Regions from separate parts of the Homo sapiens genome. Here region 1 is linked to region 2. A link is a loop called in an ENCODE intact Hi-C map of the cell type or tissue named here. Cell type or tissue: Calu3. All regions are shown on one strand. Links, peaks and the distances in the headings refer to the core of each region. The heading gives the core; the rest is flanking DNA.

Region 1 (9,499 bases), core at 4,020-6,519, 320 kb after region 2:
CAGATTTTTGTTTTTTGTTTTTTTGAGACACAGTCTTGCTCTGTTACCCAGGATGGAGTGCAGTGACGTGATCTCGGCTCACTGCAGCCTCCACCTCCTGGGCTCAAGTGATCTTCCCGCCTCAGCCTCTTGAGTAGCTAGGACTACAGGGGCATGCCTCCACGCCCAGCTAATTTTTGTATTTTTTGTAGAGACGAGGTATCGCCGTGTTGCCCAGGCTGGTCTTGAACCCCTGAGCTCAAGTGATCTGCCCACTTTTGCCTTTCAAAGTGCTGGGATTATAGGCATGAGCCACCACGTCCAGCCTCTAACATACCCTCTCTGATTCTGATCCTGCTGAAGCCTGAGCACCACCAGGCGAGAGAACAGTGTCATTCCAAAGGAGGGTTTCCTTCTTCCTACGCTTTAAGTTTGTGTCTTACTCTCAGTCCAGAAAGGTGGAACCAGGTAGCTCTTACCTTCCTAGTTCTCTGCTCCCAGAGGTTCCTGCAGAAGTTGGAATTTCCTTGTTCTGTGGCTCAGTTTGTTAAAAATGAAAGTGTGTGGGAGAAAAAGGTTAGGAGAAGGTAGCTAGTGATTGCCCGTGGCCTGCCCGTGGCCGTGGCCTCCTGCCGCCACCTCACTTTCCTCTGGTTTCCGGGGTGGGTCAGCAGCCTCCCCTCTCCTTCAGCGGAATCCTCTGGCTGCTCTGAGGAGGTCGAAGCACCTTGTATGTCATGTGAAAAATATTTCCAAGCAAAGTGCTTTGCCTCCAGCTGCAAAATTGATTAGTGGCTTAAAATCCCCAAAGAGTGTCTACCATCAGCTGGAGTTGCTATTTTAAACCTGGACAAAAAAGAGTGTGTGAGAGGGGAAGGGATTGTGTATTATGTACAGGAAAAAAAAACAGTTTTAAAATATTCTTTTCCTCCGAATTGGGAAATGGCACACACAGGGGAAGAAATGTATGAGGAAATGCAATATTATTTTACTTCCTATATTAGAATTTTTTGGTCCAATAGCCTAAAATTTAGTTAATTGTAATAAAACTCCTTCTGAAATTGGAATCAAGAAATTTAGCTTTTGGGGATTTAAGGGATTGTGGAATTAGATGAAAAAGAAGCTGAAATGCAGACTCTGGGGAAGGTGCGTTCCTTGTTGACCGCTTGCCTGGGTGAACTGTCTGATTACATTCAGAAACGCTCCATGCAATACCGCATGGAAATCAAAAATGCCTTTTACCACAGACACGGCAGATTCCAATTATTCCTCAGATCGGAATTTTTTTCCCCTCCAAGTTCATTGTTCTCCATAAAAATGAGTTTCAAATGTCCATTTAAAACCTGCCAATCATTCACTGCCTGAGGACACTAAGCCTGCAGAAAAGTTTGTCCATGGATCATCCCATTAATGTTGCCATAACTTGTATTTTTTATAGATACCTAATATACATATTTATGGGGTATGTGTGATGTTTTGATATATACATACAATGTGTAGAGCAAATCAGGGCAATTGGGGTATCCATCACCTCAAACATTTATCATTTCTTTGTTTTTTGTTTGTTTTTTGAGATGGAGTCTCGCTCTGTCACCCAGGCTGGAGTGCAGTGGTGTTATCTGGGCCCATTGCAACCTCTGCCTTCTGGGTTCAAGCGATTCTCCTACTTCAGCCTCCCAAGTAGCTGAGAGTACAGGCACTTGCCACCATGCCTAGCTAATTTTTGTGTTTTTAGTGGAGACGGGGTTTCACCATGTTGGCCAGGCTGGTCTCGAACTCCTGACCTCGTGATCTGCCGCTTCAGCCTCCCACAGTGCTGGGATTACAGGCATGAGCCACCACACCCGGCCTACTCATCATTTATTTGTGTTGAGAACATTGCAAATCTTCTCTTCTAGCTATTTTGAAATACACAATATTGATAACTATAGTCATCCTACTGTACTAACAAACACTAGACCTTATTTCCTCTAACTGTATGTTTGAACCCATTAACCAACTTCGCTTCATTCCTCCTCTCCCCCTACCCTTCCCAGCCCCTGGTAACCATCACTCTAACTTCATAGCTCTATGAGATCAATGTTTTTAGCTCCCCAATATGAGTGAGAACATGCAATATTTGTCTGTGCCTGGCTTATTTCACTTCACACAATGACCTCCAGCTCCATTCACATTGCTGCAAATGACATGATTTCCTTCTTTTTATGGCTGACTAGTATTCCACTCTGTATATATCCCACATTTTCTTTATCTATTCATTCATTGATGGATACTTACATTGGTTCCACATTTTGGCTGTGGTGAATAGGACTGTGATAAACATGGGAGTGCAGATATCTTGATAAACTTATTGCTTTTGGGGGGTATATATGCTTAGAAGTAGGATTGCTGGATCAAATTAGCCATAATTTTATTTACTCTGCAAACATTTATTGAGCACTTACTAGGTGTTAAACTAACACAGAATATAAAAGTAAGAAGATACTTAACCTATAGGAAGGAAACAAATGTGATAAAGAATGAATTAAATAAGACGTAGTGAGTGCTTTGGTGAATCTTGTTCAACCTGGGCATAGAGGAGGGGGCAGTGAAGAAACCCCCCCTGAAAAGGAGACTCCCAAGCTAGGTGAAGAAGAGGGAGAGGGGGTTTAAAGCAAGAGGAGGGGACTCTGCAAAGACAGATCAGTCTGAAAATCCAAAGGACTGAGAAGTCCTCCTGACTGGCAGGCCACACCTGGAGAGCGGCTGCAGAATGGAGCTGGGAAGAGCATTCAGCTGTTGCTAACATCGTCTGCCAAGGTCAAACTCTAGAAGATAACTCCATTGGGAGTTTGCAGATGGCCTGGATAGGTTGGATGGAGGGCAGACAGACCAGACAGAGACTACAGGAGAAGCAAACTGAATATTTTCATTTGTCTCCAATTAGTTACATCATAAACTCTCATCTTCCCAAACCACAGCTGACACTTCCCCAACCAAAATAGGCCAGAATTCCTGCAGGATAAAATTCACTGTTATAAGATCAGTGACTATTTGCAAAATGGAACAAACAAATCAACAAAAGACTTCTTTTGAAATTTCCAATATTATTAAAGGAAAAACAGAAATAATGTTTTAAGTTGTTACGTGTGTTTAAAAAATGTTAAAAAGGTTAAAAATGTTATACGTTATATGTGTTTTTAAAATGTTGAATGCTACTGAAGCACCTTTGCAATGCGCCCTAATATTCTGAAGTAGAAGGATGCTCGGCCACTGTTTTGGGAGCAAGTTATGAGGAACAGAAAACTACTAGTCTTTTGGCCCAGATGTTTTATTATCGGCTAATGCATAGATTCTTACACAGTGCAGGGGGAAAAAATCAAGGTTTGTGATAGAAAAATACATAAAATTGAAAAAAACAAACAGATGTCATGGGTGGAAAAGCTGCAAGGATCGCATTGGAAGCAAGTGTGCGCTGCCTTCACAAGCTCGGGGACAGGACTGAGAACGGGAGAAATGTCTCTCATGCCCCCTGCTGTCTACTGGCCTGACCTGCAGCATCCAGAGATTTTTCAATCATTTTAGAGAAAATCCTGTCGATTTTTCCTTTAACCCAGAACAATTTACATCACAGTGAATTTTAATTCATCATCCTTATTTACGAAAGCTTCCTCCTCCTTTTTTATTATTATAACAATAAATATTTAAGCGCGGTAGGCAGAGGCCTGGTGCTTGCTGATGGCTGTGTGCATGGAATTCACTCTGGCTGCAATGTGGGGGCTAATTAAGGATGCCAAGAGGAGCTCGAGGACGTGATGAGGTGCCTGCTACCCGTGAATAAACGCGGGAGGTCTTCTGAAATAATTACTGAGAGGACAGGGACCAAGGCTGCGTGTGTATACACTGCAGTAGAGTGTGGGAAAGAGAAGACCAGTGCTGAGCAGAGACCATAGCCAAAGAGGAAAACCGTGAGGACAGGAGGAGAACCAGAGGTGGGCACTTGGCGGGAAGCCCTTGTGTACACTGGACCATGGGAGGAAGAAGAATCTGACTACACCCGGAATTCAGTGTTGCTCCATCTAGTTTAGATGTAAGACACACAGTAGAGTAAGCATCTCTCAGTAAACAAACGAGAGGCCATTAAGAAAAGAAAAGAAATCCCATTTTAGAGAAGCAATCAAATAATGTGGTCAAACTAGTGAAGAAAATGGTTTACCTATATCTGCTCTTCCAGTTGTACTAGCAGCTTCTAAAATTTGATGTTCAAAATTCTTTTTTTTCTTTTTCTTTTTCTTTTTTTTTTTGCGACGGAGTCTCGCTCTGTGGCCCAGGCTGGAGTGCAGTGGCGCGATCTCGGCTCACTGCAAGCTCCGCCTCCCGAGTTCACGCCATTCTCCTGCCTCAGCCTCCTGAGTAGCTGGGACTACAGGCGCCCATCACCACGCCCGGCTATTTTTGTTTTTGTTTTTTGTATTTTTAGTAGAGACGGGGTTTCACCGTGTTAGCAAGGATACTCTCTATCTCCTGACCTCGTGATCCGCCCGCCTCAGCCTCCCAAAGTGCTAGGATTACAGGCATGAGCCACTGTGCCCGGCCTGATTCTTTTAGATCTAAGAACATGAAAAAACTTAAAACCCACACCACAGACTTTGAGGAACTATGTTTCCCGCATGTGGTTTTGGTGGGAAGAGGAAATAGAACCACCACAACTCAATGAATCTATTTATTCACCTGTTCCTTGGAAGCCCAATCTCCTCCACCTCCTTAGCCTTGAGACCAAACCCCCAGCACCGTGCCCGCTGCACATGAGATCTCAGTAAATGTTTGTTTATAGGATTTGAAGTGACCAAGGTAAAATGACGCAAGGAGGTCTCACAGACACAGAACAATGATCACTATTGTATCATGAAATACTCCACAACTCTTTTGTCAGTAGGTTGGATATTTTTGTGAAGCAACTCCTCATGTGCTGATATTTATCCACCCTTCTACCATATTTCCTCAAGAGTACCTTATTGTCAGTCTCCACCCACTCCCTCTTCCCCTCAATGAAAAAGTATTCCTGGGCCGGGCGCAGTTGCTCACGATTGTAATCCTAGCACTTTGAGAGGCTGAAGTGGGTGGATCACCTGAAGTCAGGAGTTCAAGACCAGCCTGGTCAACATAGTGAAGCCTCATCTCTACTAAAAATACAAAAATTAGCCGGATATGGTGCTGCACGCCTGTAGTCCCAGCTACTCAGGAGGCTGAGGCAGGAGAATCTCTTGAACCTGGGAGGCAGAGGTTGCAGTGAGCTGAGATTGCACTACTGCACTTCAGCCCGGGGGAAGAGTGAAACTCCATCTAAAAAAAAAAAATAAGAATAAATAAATAAATATTATTTCCATCAGAAAGCCACCTGTTCATTCTTTCCTACACTGAATTATTATAATCACAAAGGCGCTACTTTTCAGAGCACAATTAGTGTGGCTGCTCAAAAACATCATAAGGCATAACAGCTAACAAAACTTATCTTACTAATAAAATTGCAAGATAATTCAATTGTATTCAAAGGAAATAGAAACACTTTTTATTGACTAACACCCCTGGTTTGACTTAAGTGAATCCAAAGCAGTGGGAAGAATGGAAGCAGGTTTAAGTCCACAGCTTCCCGTGCTTCGTGCTTTCACGGTCCAGGGATAATATTTTCAAAACACAGCGTCTCTGACCTTTTGAGATGCCGCAGATGAACATGACAGTCACGCCTTACTTTTTCCCAAGAATTAAAAGAATGTGAACTATGCCTGGTAAAACAATCTTCGGCTATATCCACTGAATGAACCCAGGAACACGGTGTGTCATCGGGAGAGGGCAGCACACTCCCCCTGGCCACGTCCAGAAGCTGGTTTCCCTTTGAGTCGGCTGAAGAGCTTCCCGAGGCCTCACTCCACCCTAAAAAGCCCAGAGTTACCAGCGTGGGCGGCCGTGAACTGAAACCGGGTGACTTCCCAAAAATCAAGGCTGACTCCTCACACAAATTTCAGGACCACCCTGGACCTTAAAATAAACAAACAAACAAAAACCATATAGCGAGTTCTCTTTTCTGGGACCTGGAGTGGTCCTGGCTCCCACCCGCATAGAAAAGATGATTCCTTGGTTTGAAAACGCCATGAGGCTTTAGGGGCAGGTGGCTTTCTTGGTTCTGCAGAAGCAAAATCCTTGAGAAGTGACTTATCCAGGGGTATCTTAATTTTTGTTTTTATTTTTCTAAGTATTAGATGTGGCTGGTCTTTCTGGGCGTAGTTCCATAAAAGTCATCTTTAGGATAACCTGACAAATCCTGACTTGGGCAGGGGCAGTGCACACACCTACAGTCCCAGCTACTCAGTAGGCAGGAGGCTGAGGCAGAATATTTCTTAAGCGTGGGGTTTGAAACAGCCTGGGCAACATAGTGACACCTCATCTGAGATTAATTAATTAAAAAAAATACTGACATGAGGGGTAAAAAGCCACATTCAGGAAAAGCCTGATCTTGGTGTGTAATCGCGTATTTCCTAGTGAAGATGCATTTTATTCTGCCTAAGCTGGGGATCAGCAGTGGACCACGTGCAGAAGTCAGCAGAGTGGAGGAAACACCCGAAGCCGCATGTGGCCGGTGGCTGGCCTGTATTGAGAGGAAAATGATGGACCATGGGTTCCATCTAGTGTCCTTGGTTTTCTTGGGAAAACCAAAGAGCAAACAGAAAGTCTGAGCAAATAGCTTTGAGAAATGTAGGCAGGCAAGAGACTGCAGACACATTACCTTTAGAAAGTTCCATCCCAAGAGGGAGCCTTAAAAAATAAAAGTCTTCCTGAGCAGAAAAGACACTTTAGCAAGGAGTTTTGGAGCAGGAAGTTTTCCCAAATGATTTACCTAGGGTGGTCCATGGTTGGGTTAGTTTTTGTTTTTGTTAGTTTTAGGAAATCTTTTCTCAAGGAGCCTCCTGGCTGGGGACAGGGAATTTTTCTGGGAATTGACAAGACTCTGTAAAAACAAATTGTGTATCTATTCCCTGACCTGACTGTAACCTATATGAGCTCAGGCAACAGGTTTTTGTTTCCTGCTGTCACCCCAGGGCCCAGCAAAATGTGTGGCAGAGTGACTGCACAGGAAATATTTATTACAATACACATGCAGATTAAAGTATTGACGAATCATATCATACACCTGACATGACTGAAAATTGCTCAAGTGAGCCACGTATCAGCTGAAGGCACTCTATGTGCTGACATTAAATTCACATTAACTGGCCAGGCACAGTGGCTCACCTCACACCTGTAATCCCAGCACTTTGGGAGGCTGAGGTGGGCAGATCACTTGAGCTCAGGAGTTCAAGACCAGCTTGGCCAGCATGATGAACACCCCCAAAAAATTGCCAAGTGTGGTGGCCGGCGCCTGTAGTCCCAGCTACTTGGGAGGCTGGAGAATCACTTGAACCTGGGAGGCAGAGGCTGCAGCGAGCCAAGATCTTGACACTGCACTCCACCCTGGGCCACAGAGCAAAACTCCGTCTCAAAAAAAATACATATATATATTAATTCAACTGCCTCCCATTCTCCCACTCCCCACACATCCTTCTGGGAGCTCAGCCCTTTTAGAGATTTCAGTGAGTTGCTGTTGGTGACCCTGCAGACGTTCCCTTTTCACTCAGAGTCATTCTGTATGTGCTGAACCCAGAATAGAACCCAGGCATTTTCCCCAGATTTCCCAAACGCTATTAAGGTGGCAGTGTGTTTTAGACATTAACTGAAGACTTGGGGGTTAATACTGGGGTTGTGTTATCATACAAATAGCAAGTATCCTAAGACCCCTGGAGATTCAGGCCTTGGTTTCCTTCTCTTCTTTCTCTCAACTCTCCTGAGCCAGCTCATGCAGCCTCCCATAGACCAATGACTGAGAGCTCTGCCTGCAGCCCCTTCTCTGCGCTCTCCATCTGTGCGCTCAGCTGCTCCCCTTACATCTCCATGTGGATGTTGCACAGGCTCCTCAGTCTTACTTACTTGACAAAACCTGGAACAGTAGAAAGGAAGCTCCTGCTGCAACGTGCTCAGACCCCAGCAGGCTGCTGCACTGCATGATGTTGCGATAGGACAAGGATTTTACTAAGCAGTGATGAGGGGCGACTCTCTTTTCAATGTATTCTGTCATTTCTTGGCTTCTGCTTGGTTCACTTCATACACGTCGTTTCACAGCATTTCCCAAGCATATTTCTCTACTGCCAACCTATTCTTCTCTGAACTTATAGAGGGGTGATAATGTTGGTTAGGTTTCTTGTCTTTGTTAATACATAAACAAAAGTCACGTACTGGAGGAGCTGCCAATAATGATCATGGCCACTAGTGCATGGGACACCTTCTCCTTAAGCTGCAGATAATTCTGGTGCTGGGTACACTGGCATGGTGGGCCCTTGAGGGTTCTGTATTCTCTTCCAGGCTTTCCCTCTCTATTCTTGTCATGCAATTTTATGATGCTCCGGACACATTTCAAGTGCGTCTTAGCCACCTTTTGAGAGTGTTACCACCTCCTGCCCCTTTCTCTAAGAGAGGAAACTACTTTGCCACTGACAGCCATTTATCACGTGATCTGGAGTTCTCCAGAAGTGTTTAAACATGTGATGTGAACTAGAGTAACTACGTATTATCCGGTTCATATTACCAATGGCTTATGTGTTCATGTTAGAATTAGGTCTTGGGTAAAAACTAGAAATAAATTGTAAAAACGCACTGATGTTTTTTATAGCGCCAGTGTAGATCAACCTGTGATCTTTCAAAATATGAACTGACTTAAATAACTGCCTAACATTGATAGGGTGAAATTACTTCTCCCTCAAAGTTTAGGTGGTTTTCTGTTTGTATGTTTGCTTTTTGCATGCTCTAATGTTTAATGTTTTTGAGGGCAAAAGTTTTAAAGGTTTGAAAATGATAAATGCTAGCATTTCAAATATGGTAATCTGGTACTATTTTTAAAGTAATTTATGTTAGGTAAATTGGGATGACTTCAGCTGCAATGAACAGAAGCCCCTGACTTAACTGGCTTAAATAATAAGACAACTTATTATTAAGGGTGGCCCAATTGCTGATTGAGACAGCCGCTCAAATATATCACTGCAGGGACCCAGTTTTCCCCACCGCTCTGTTTCACCATTCTGAGCGCTGGCCTTGCCTCCACCCAGGCTGGCTCCTTTTGTGCTCACGTGATTGCTGCAGCGGTTCCAGGTATCACATCTAGGTACAGAAACATCCAGAAGCAGAAAGAGGCCACCGCTCCTGGTCTCCTTCTTCATAGGAAAACAATCTCTCCTATAAGCTTTTCTGCAGGACTCCCCTCTAATCTCATTGGCCAGAATGAAGTCACATGCCCACTTCTAAGCTAATCACAGATGCAGAAAGAGAACCGTCATAATTGGCTTAAACCAAAAAAGGGACTTATTTTGAGTTGACTAATGTGAAGAAAGTATGGCTACCTGAACCGTCTTTCTGTTAACAAGCAAGTAGAGAAGAATTGTTGGTAGTGAACCAACAA
Region 2 (9,499 bases), core at 4,169-6,668:
TTCCCTCCATTGTGGGGAAACACAGAGCCTATGGTCGTTCTGTCCTGCGAGCCTCTGCTTCCTCTGCAAAGTGAGAGCTCCTTTTCCTTGTGTTTCCTGACCTCATCCAAGGGTTTTTAAATTATTTTCTAAGGGAGGGTGTCACTGTCTTTGGAAAGATCTAAAATAGCAAATTTTTGTTTTCCTGTATACATATAAGAAAACTGGAAGGAGGGATCAGTAGAAACTTAGGTCTACCTTAGCTACAATTCATTTATTTATTCAGTAGCAATAATAGAGGATTCGTGCCTGTTAGAGCCATAGCGCTTGAGCAGGCAAACAGGCCTCATCTGCCGTGCTCCTTGGGCTCTCATCTTCATAAGGAGGACAGTATTGTGGGAAGGTTAGTAGCGAAGTCAGTTTTCAGTGTCGCATTTCCAAATTTTTGTGGTCTTTCCACATAAGAGTTTGAAAATATAAAGGGCTTCAATTCGAACTGTTTGGCAGATGTAGCAAAAGGTATCCTGTGGGTCCTTTTATTCATGTTTGTTTCATGTCTTCCACATACCTGATAACTCTTACAGAACAGTACGTGCTGGAGTGGAGGAGGTAAGCTCAGTCATGGAGGAGGGGTTAGACACGTGGAGGTGTGCTTAAGTAGACCAAAAGCTCTGCAAGGGGTTTAGCATCGCCTGGGGATACAATGCGTGGGGAGGGGTTTGTTTAGGGAAGAATTTCAGGATGTCAGGATGTGTGCTTTATAGATAACAATTTCATTTAACCTTTAAAATCCCCCGAAGTATGGATCAGCTCCATTTTACAGATTAGGACAGAGTTGCAGTGAGTAGCCCAAAGACATGCCAACACATTGACTAAAATAACATTGAATCACCAAGAAATGTTCTTCAGGGATGTAAAATGCACCAAGTTTGACTTTCCTAAGCTGACGTTTTTAGCTGGCTTTGTTCAGATATTTTTCTACAAGTATATAAGTTTTGTTTTATTACAAAGACATTTATTGGGTTTTAAAAATTCATTCAGCCAATCATTCAGAAAATCTATAAGGGTTAACTACTGACATTTGTAGTTCATTCTGATTTAGGAATCACCATATGGTTTAAATTCCAATTTGAGAAAAAAATTACTAAGTAGAGATATATTTGTATCATCATATTTGTTTAAGCTCTGGGTTTCCAAAACAGTGTATATAGATAGTATTGGACATTGTGAATGGGCTAGTTTAAATTAAGAACAATTTCACTCATAGCAGAAAAATTATTTTTCGATGAAAGGAGATGATAGGATTTTCCCCCCATGCTGTTTCATGTTGAAGATATTTCAGCAAATTGGTCAGAGTTCTGCCAAAGTATTTTGAATGTTCTTTAGAAGTGTTTGGAATGACCTGATTTTTCTCCTCAGGACACATCTGAATTTTCTTAGGCTTTTGGAACTCTTTTTTTGTTTTAAATGTTACATAAGCTCTTTGGTTCGAGCATTGAATGACATGTTATGACATTTAAGGGGAAAAAATTTTATAAGCATTAATCAATGTAAGATATTTGTTGCTTTTTCATTCGACCCCATCCAGCTTTCATCCTGATGCACACCATACTGGAGGCATGGCTGCTTGTTTAATTGTTTAGTGCAGAACGCGGTTTGATCTCTTTCTTGTGCTTTCAGTGCTGGTAAATTAATCAAAAGAAGTTACTGCTCTGCTGGGCATTAGCATGGGTTTAGATGTTTCTGCTTCAGGGCCTGTTCATCAACTAAAATGCTTTTAAGCCCCAAATGGAGAGTAAACAGCGTTGCTGCGGCCACTTTGAGGTGAGCCATTACTTGTGACCCGCTTACATTTGGGAAGGGGCCTGTTTGTATTAGCAGTTATTCTGGTTTGGGTTATAGCATTTTCAAAATGTTTTTTCTCCTTTTTATTTTAGTGTTTTTAGTATTTGTAAAGAGTGCCCCCCATCACCACCATGTATATACACATAGGCATTTCAATAACAGTATGTGGAGATTAAAATCAGTGGACATTTCTATGAAGTTTGAAAGGTGAAATGTGTATCTTCACCATGGCTTGTAGTGAGAGGACAGTGAAATTATAATGCCAATTGAGATAGCAGATAGCAGAATAGTTTTGACTAACATGAAATTGTGGATCCTTAGGTTGTTTTTCTGTCTTCCGTGAAATAAAAGTTGACACTTTCTAACTCTTGGCAGCAGGTGGGCCAGGCATTTGGGAGGCACTGCAGACGCTGAAGAGAACAGACCTTTGCCTTGCAGGAATCAGTCCTTCCAGGAAGACAGGCCTGGAAATGGTGATTTCTGGGCATGGGCTGAGTATTCTGATGGGAAGAGAGTGGAGGAGGGGGAAGTGAAGCTGGCAGAGGGGAAGGAGGGCCTGACGGAGATGGGAGAAGCATCAGAGGACCCCGCCAGGAAGGAGACGACACTGGAGGTGGTCTTCAGGATAGAGCTGAAGTTAGCCGAGGGGAGTCCAGATGCGAGGGAGTTTGCGGTGCAGGTTTTGTCTGGAGAAAAGCAGAGCAGTGGGAATGTGGGTGAGGAGGGGGTGTAGGCAGCAGGGAATCATGACGCAGGCATTGTCACATCGATGTCAGAGCAGGAGGCTGTGCTCGGTGGGGGCAGTCAGAAAGCCCCTTGAGTGAGCAGCTACAGAGCTTAGGCTGTTCCTGGGGCAAGGGAGATGGGAGGAATTTAAGAAAGAGTGGGACAGCTTTGCCTTAGGAGCAGACCAAGGCTGCGGTGTAGACAGGCAGCAGCCAACTCATGTTCCTTCCGATTTTCTTTAAAACTGGAAAGGAAGTTAAAATGGGACATTCTGGTCACTATAGAGTAGAATGAATGCCTGATGATAACTGTCACATTGTCTCTTTAGTTTCTAATTGTTGACATCTAAGTTTGTTTTTAAAATAATTATTTGGCCAGGCATGGTGGCACGTACCACTAGTCCTGGCTACTAAGGAGGCTGAGATGGGGGATTGCTTCAGCCCAGGAGTTTGAGTCCAGCCTGGGCAACATAGCAAGACCACATCTCTAAAAAATAAAACAAAACAAAACAAAAAAACGAAGAAGAAGAATTATTTGCATGTATGTGAGCTCCTGTTTGTATACGAAACAACCAAGTTCATCTTTAGAAATCATCTGATTGTCTCAATATTTATTTACTTATTTGTGTCCCTCTAAAGCCACAGTAAGGAGAACTTCGGTGAAGTCCTCCCTGAAGGGTCACTGGTCCAGTTCGTGTGGAAGACAGGCCGGTGTCCAGAAAGCAGCTCCTGACCCAGGCAGAGCAGGCTGCATTTCTCAGAGTAGTCGCTAGAGTTTTCAGGAGACCAAATAAAATAGTACACATCTGTGTGTAGTTACCAAAGCCAGGAACACGGGCCCTAACTGTGGGCAGTTTCCCTCTGCTAGTGCCCCCTCTTCCTTGGTTACTCTCATCTGTCTCTAGTTTTGGGCCATACACTGTGCCCACCCCCACACTGAAGCAGCCTCCCTCCCCACAGCTATCCCCCCGATTCTGACTCCCACCTGCTTCCATGTTGCTCTGCCCGGCTCCCATTCCGAAGGCCGGTGGTTTCAGCCCAGCTTTGGGAGCACCGTAGATACTTTCAGTTCAGCAGGGCCCTTCGCCCCACCACGTGATGGGATTCTAGAAATGAGTGTGTTCCAGTAATAGGGAGGAAGTGTGGGGAGCCTGGGGGCCCTGTCGGCAGGTACCTCATATGTGTAGTTTTGGCATCGAGTTTATACGAGCACATGGGCATCAAAAAGCTTGCGAAGAAAAGTCCTCTTCTGCTCGATGTATACAAAACTTCTGTTTTGAAAGAGTTGCTTGGGGAAAAAAAAAAGGAATCTTTTTGGAATTACACGTGTAGTTCACTAAAGTATTCCTAGTGACAACATAGCCATGTTTAAAGCCTGAGATTGTGTTGTTCTCTGTCCAGGGTCCAACAGGGAACTGAAATCTTGGAGGTTTTCAGCACCACAGTGTATCAGAGCACTCACAGAGAGCTTGGGAGTCTCAATGACAAAGGCGCCCGTGGGCTCACAGCTAGTACTGCGTCTTTGGTGGACAAAAGCTCCATTTTCCTGATAAAATTTAGCTTACTGTGCAAATGTGATTTATTTGGTGGGTTTCCTGATTCTCCTACAAGGAGATTCTCTGTGGTTATTTGAAAGTAACTAAGTCAACCTCCCATACCTTGGCTTACTTTGAATTCAACCTCGTCAACAGATGCCCTGAGGGCCCCAGACTGTAATAAGCAGCTCTGCTACAGTGCCTACCAGAAGGGTAAAGGCACAGTGCAAAGAAATGGCAACATCTTGTTTTCTAGGACTTCTTCAAATACCTTGTACTTGGAAAGTTATGATGGAAATATCCTGTAATGTAGCATCACTGAAATGGCTTCATTTTAGGCAAGGATTGTAAAGCTTTAAAATTGAGTGAAACCTTGAAGTGTTTTTATTATTTATTTATTTTATTTTATGATTTTTTTTTCTTTTAAGAGACAGGGTCTCACTCTATCACCCGAGCACAGTCATGGCTCACTACAGCCTCCAACTCCTGGATTCAAGCGATCTTCCTGCCTCAGCCTCCTGAGTAGCTGGGACTACAGGCGTGATTGCCATGACTGGCTAATTTTAAAATTTTCTGTAGAGACAAGGTCTCGCTATGTTGCCCAGGCTGGTCTTGAACTTTTGGGCTCAAGCAGTCCTCCCACCTAAGCCCAGGAGTTTGGCCTCCCAAAGTGCTGGGATTAAGCCTGGCCTGAATTGTATTTACACTGCTTTTAATAACTTATTTGCTTTTTCTTTACAAAAGTAATCTATGTTAATAATATAAGCAGAAATAATAAAATGAAGGAATAATACACCCAAATCAGAGATAACCACTTTCTAAATCATTTTCTCCTGAAGTTTTATCACTGCATGTATATGTATGTATACATCTAGTATGTGTCTAAAATTGGATGCTACTGTTACGTGTACTGTTGTAATTTGCTTTCTTCATTCAACAATAGGTAGTGAGGGCCAGGCACAGTGGCTCAGGCTCATGCCTATAATCCCAGCACTTTGGGGGGCCAAGGCAAGAGAGTACCAATGGGCATATATATTGGTGCAGTCCTACGTAAAGGCAATCTGAATACAAATTTTACATGTGCATAACTTCTGAATAGGCAGCTTGGCTATTTATCCTAAGAAATTTATCCTAAGAGGCCAGGCGCAGTGGCTCACGCCTGTAATCCCAACACTTCGGGAGGCTGAGGCAGGTGGATCACTTGGGGTCAGGAGTTCAAGACCAGCCTGGCCAATGTGGTGAAACCCCATCTCTACTACAAATACAAAAATTAGCCAGGAGTGGTGGCATACCCCTGTAGTCCTAGCTACTTGGGGGACTGAGGCAGGAGAATCGCTTGAACCCGGGAAAAGGTTGCAGTGAGCCGAGATCATACTCTTGCACTCCAGCCGGGGCGACAGAGTGAGACTCTGAAAAAAAAGAAAGAAATTTATCTTAAGAAAGTAAATGGATAAATAGACAAGGTCATAGGCACAGTCACTAGCTTATTGTTCATCAGCAGGTCCTTGAGAGTGCAGTAGATGTAAAATGTATTGTTCTGGAAGAATGGACATATGCTGACTGCATGGTTTTTTGTTTTGTTTTGTGTTTAGAGACAGGGTCTCACTATGTTGCCCAGGCTGGAGTGCAGTGGCAGTGCAAGCATAGCTCAATGCAGCCTCTAACTCCTGGCCAGTGCTTGTTTGCCCACACATAAGCATTATGTGATATTAGTCTACTTTGTTGTTGCCAAACTCTGTTCAAAGTGTTTCCTCTACCTCAGATTCTTTTTGGCTGGTTTTAGTTCAGCATCTCTATCCATGGTCTCAGAACTAGCTCAGGGCAAGGCTCCTCTGATTTTTCTTTCTAACTCTCCTCCTTCCCTTTCCTTGCCACCCTCTAGCGTGTCTTTGAGCTATGTGTGATAGCAGGTTTTACTGGGGTGATTTATAAATAGGTCATCTCTCCCCTCTTGCACTGTGGAGTACTGGGGGGCACCACCAGCGCTGGCTGCTGTGGGGTCTTTGTGCCCTCCCTCGGTCTCCTTCAGCAAGCTGGGCCCTTAAGCTCTTGTGCCAAGAGAAGGGACAGACAGGGCAGAGTGGAGGAGTGGGCATGGGGCGCTGCTGATCAGAGAAAGGGTAGCCTGGTGGCCAACAGCACGTCCAAGAACACTGTATGAGCAAAAGTGGCAGGGAAATCCGGGAAGTGGGAGCTCACAAACCAAGTGCTAACACTTACAGGGTGTGGTTCCACAGCTGCCCTTTGGCTCGACCCACAATCCTTTATACAGCCATTTCTAGCTTATTTCCAGCCCCCAGCTCAGTGCTGACTCATGTGAATGTTGGCCAGACGCTCTGGCTTGTGTGGTTATTGGCTTCCTCTCCCTTTGTTGCATACAGTCCTCTGTTTGCCTTTCTACAGAGTACAGCAATGCATAGCTGCAAATTTGAGAATCTCATTCTAGTGCGGTAGGTCAGTCCACAAATACTCTCTGAGTGCCAGCTCCATGCCAGCTATTGAGATGAACACCACCAGGACTATGCTGGGAAAACAGCAAACATGGTGCTGGTATTGCAGGGAGATCACAGAGGGAAAATTATCCTCAACCTGGAGGGATGGCTTCTTAGCTCAATGATGTCCTTTCCCAGCTTCTCTCTTGGAGATATTTTGTCTTTGGAACTGGCAGCCACATGACAGCCATGTGTTGCTCCCTGATTGTGGAAGGGTCTCAGTATCCTGAGTGCTTGGGGTGCACCCAAAAGACAAACACCACTTATGTCAAAACGCAGGCCCCAGAGTTAAGGAAAAGTCTGTTTCTATCACTAACATAGCATCTGGAAGAAATAGAAAATGGCTATTTCCTAATTACTGTTAAAGTGTATTAAGCCAACATCCATGTATGCTTTTCCTCTCCTTCATTCACTGAAGGACTTTCAAAGAAATTGCACCCCTTGCACTTAGCATGGTGTCTGTGTGACTTAGTCAATGAGCCGTTAGGCACTGCAGATACCGTTTGTTCAGTCAAGATGGATAGCCCTGCCTTATCACTGCGTAACGCCTTGGAGGCCATAGGCTATCTCTGCACATCTCCCTTAATTGCCTGGTGTATTTATGTGGGTTGACTAGTTTGTTGCCATCTGCATAGCTGGGTTGTTTAATATATTTTTCTTTGTTCTGCTAATGACCTGAGCTTCATTACATGCTGATAAAGAATCCTAAAATGTACATAGAAAACTGACGAAGAAGAACTGGCCCTGGCCCTGAACAGAACAGGCATGCCACTATGCCGGCTGCCCAGACTCAGCATTTGTCGTTACAGGAAGGAATGGCTTTCTGTTTGCATTTTAGGAAAACTTCACCTTTTAAACATTTCAAATGGAAAAAAAAGTATGCGATTTTTTTTTTTTGAGGTTTTACTGATATGAGCTACAAATAGCTTCTTGGAAGCCAGTCAGAACTCTCTTTTCAATAATGTTGAAACATTTTCCTTTGACTGGAAATTAATACCTTCAATTTAGAAGAACTCTAGTTAGAAGTTTATAGCACAAATATAGCCCCATGTAACTAAGGGAATCTTGGAGAATTTTCTGATGTCAAAAAACAGAGCGGTGTTAGCTCATTTTAAAAAATTGTTCTAGTCAAATATAAAGCAAAAAATCCCATTTTTAATTTAATTTTTATAATATTTAAGAATCATTTCAGAGATAAAGTACTTCTGTTTTTTAATATAGCAAAAGAGATTATTATGATAGAGAATAATTATATAAATTAGGATTTTAGGCTAAGAAAAATGGTCTTCTGTTGGAGTGGATGGTTGTGGTTTTCACTTGTTAGTTGTCTGGTGTTATTTTACATAGGCTTTTTCAAAATTTGTTTTATGTCAATTTCTGTCAATTTTCTTAGTGAAACACTGTTTCTAGACTTCCACTTATACTAATTGCACCTTGATTGGATTATTTGCTGATTTGTTTTTTGGGTTTTTTGTTGTTGTTGGAGGTAAGAGTAAGAGGAAAAACTACTTCCAGCACATGAATGGAAAAGAATCACTTTGCTGTTTGACGTTGCTTGAGGAGACAATGTTTGTGACAGTTGCATGTATTCGTATGTTTGTAATTTATTCTTGTGAACAGCTGATACTGTTTTAGGGCATCAGGTCAGGATGAGCTAAATGTACAGTTCTAATCAATCAAGACAAATGATGGTACTATCACAATTCCATCTCCAGAGGCAGGCCCTCTCCACTGTAGCTCCCAGCTTCACCCAGGGACAAAGCTACAGAAAGGGAGGCATACTGACCCTGCCAAAGTTCCTTCTTCATTCCTGATTCATTCCATCTCCAAACCCACCTGTGTCCTGTGGCCCTCCTACTGCTTATCAAAACTGTTCCCATTATTGCTGCAATCTGATTCACATAGGCAAAATTGGCAGTAGCCATTGTGTGCAAAGCATTCCGTTGAATGTAGGGGCAATTTAAAAATGAAGACATAATCTTTTCCCTGTAGGAACTTACTATCTTATTTGTGTTATTCATATTCAGTGAGTAATAATTTCAGTGTGAATATGTAATATAATATAATAGGTTGATATATAAAGAAACCCCAGGCCGAGCACGGTGGCTCATGCCTGTAATCCCAGAACTTTGAGAGGCTGAGGTGGGCAAATCATGAGGTCAGGAGTTTGAGACCAGCCTGGCCAACATGGTGAAACCCCCTCTCTACTAAAAATACAAAAAAATTAGCTGGGCATGGTGGCGGGCATGTATAATCCCAGCTACTTGGGAGGCTGATGTAGGAGAATCGATTGAACCTGGGAGGTGGACGTTGCAGGCAGCCAAGATCACACCACTGCACTCCAACCCCAGATGACAGTGCAAGACTCCGTCTCAAAAAAAAACCCATATAGAATTTGACACATAGACAGTGGACTTGAAGGGAAGGGAGATAAATTCAAACAGGGACACGTCAGCCAAGACTTTCTTCTCTTCTTGTTTCTCTTCCCACCTCTGTCCTGAAGACCTTGAGAGGCCTTAAAGCCAGGAGCTGAGAGGGGAAGGGCACTCCCAGCCAGCACTAGCTCTCAGCCTGGATGGTGTCCTCACAGAGGCAGGGGGATGGTGCTCCAGGATAGCATGCAGCAGCAGCTCCTACTCCAGGTGTAGCAGCCAGGATAGGTTTTTTCACCTTTCATCCATCTTTATCATTTATTCAGTTTTCATGGTTATCTTGTGAAGCAGATGGCAATGGCGGTGTCCCCATATTATAAGCAGAAAACTGTGAATTGGAGGATTAGGTAACTGTTGGATTCTTTTTTTTTTTTTTTTTGAGACAGGGTCTTGCTCTTTCGTCCAGGCTGGAGTGAAGTGGTGTGGTTGTGGCTCCTCTGCTGGATTCTTACAGTGTTGGGAGCGGAAGCTGTGGTACCTGTGTTCTGTCT

Evidence for each region. Hi-C counts contacts between places; a loop is a spot of excess contacts. Peaks named below come from ENCODE experiments on the same cell type or tissue, not always from the same donor. Only the 100,000 strongest peaks of a DNase experiment are listed, where the experiment ranks them.
Region 1: a loop joins it to region 2, with 5 times the contacts of the local background. A loop is called at or near these places in 2 of 110 quality-filtered maps.

What each region holds. Positions count from the first base shown.
Region 1 is chr13:26,069,098-26,078,596 of GRCh38, forward strand. No RefSeq gene overlaps it. Among named protein-coding and RNA genes, the nearest start is that of LINC00415, 14 kb to the left of the region's middle. RefSeq lists a silencer at 7,700-7,914. In Calu3, for the core only: no CTCF peak of the experiment used is centred there; DNase peaks (open chromatin) are centred at 5,044 and 5,814.
Region 2 is chr13:25,746,958-25,756,456 of GRCh38, forward strand. All of the region lies in intron 25 of ATP8A2 (ATPase phospholipid transporting 8A2), which reads left to right. Among named protein-coding and RNA genes, the nearest start is that of SHISA2, 300 kb to the right of the region's middle. In Calu3, for the core only: no CTCF peak of the experiment used is centred there; no DNase peak of the experiment used is centred there.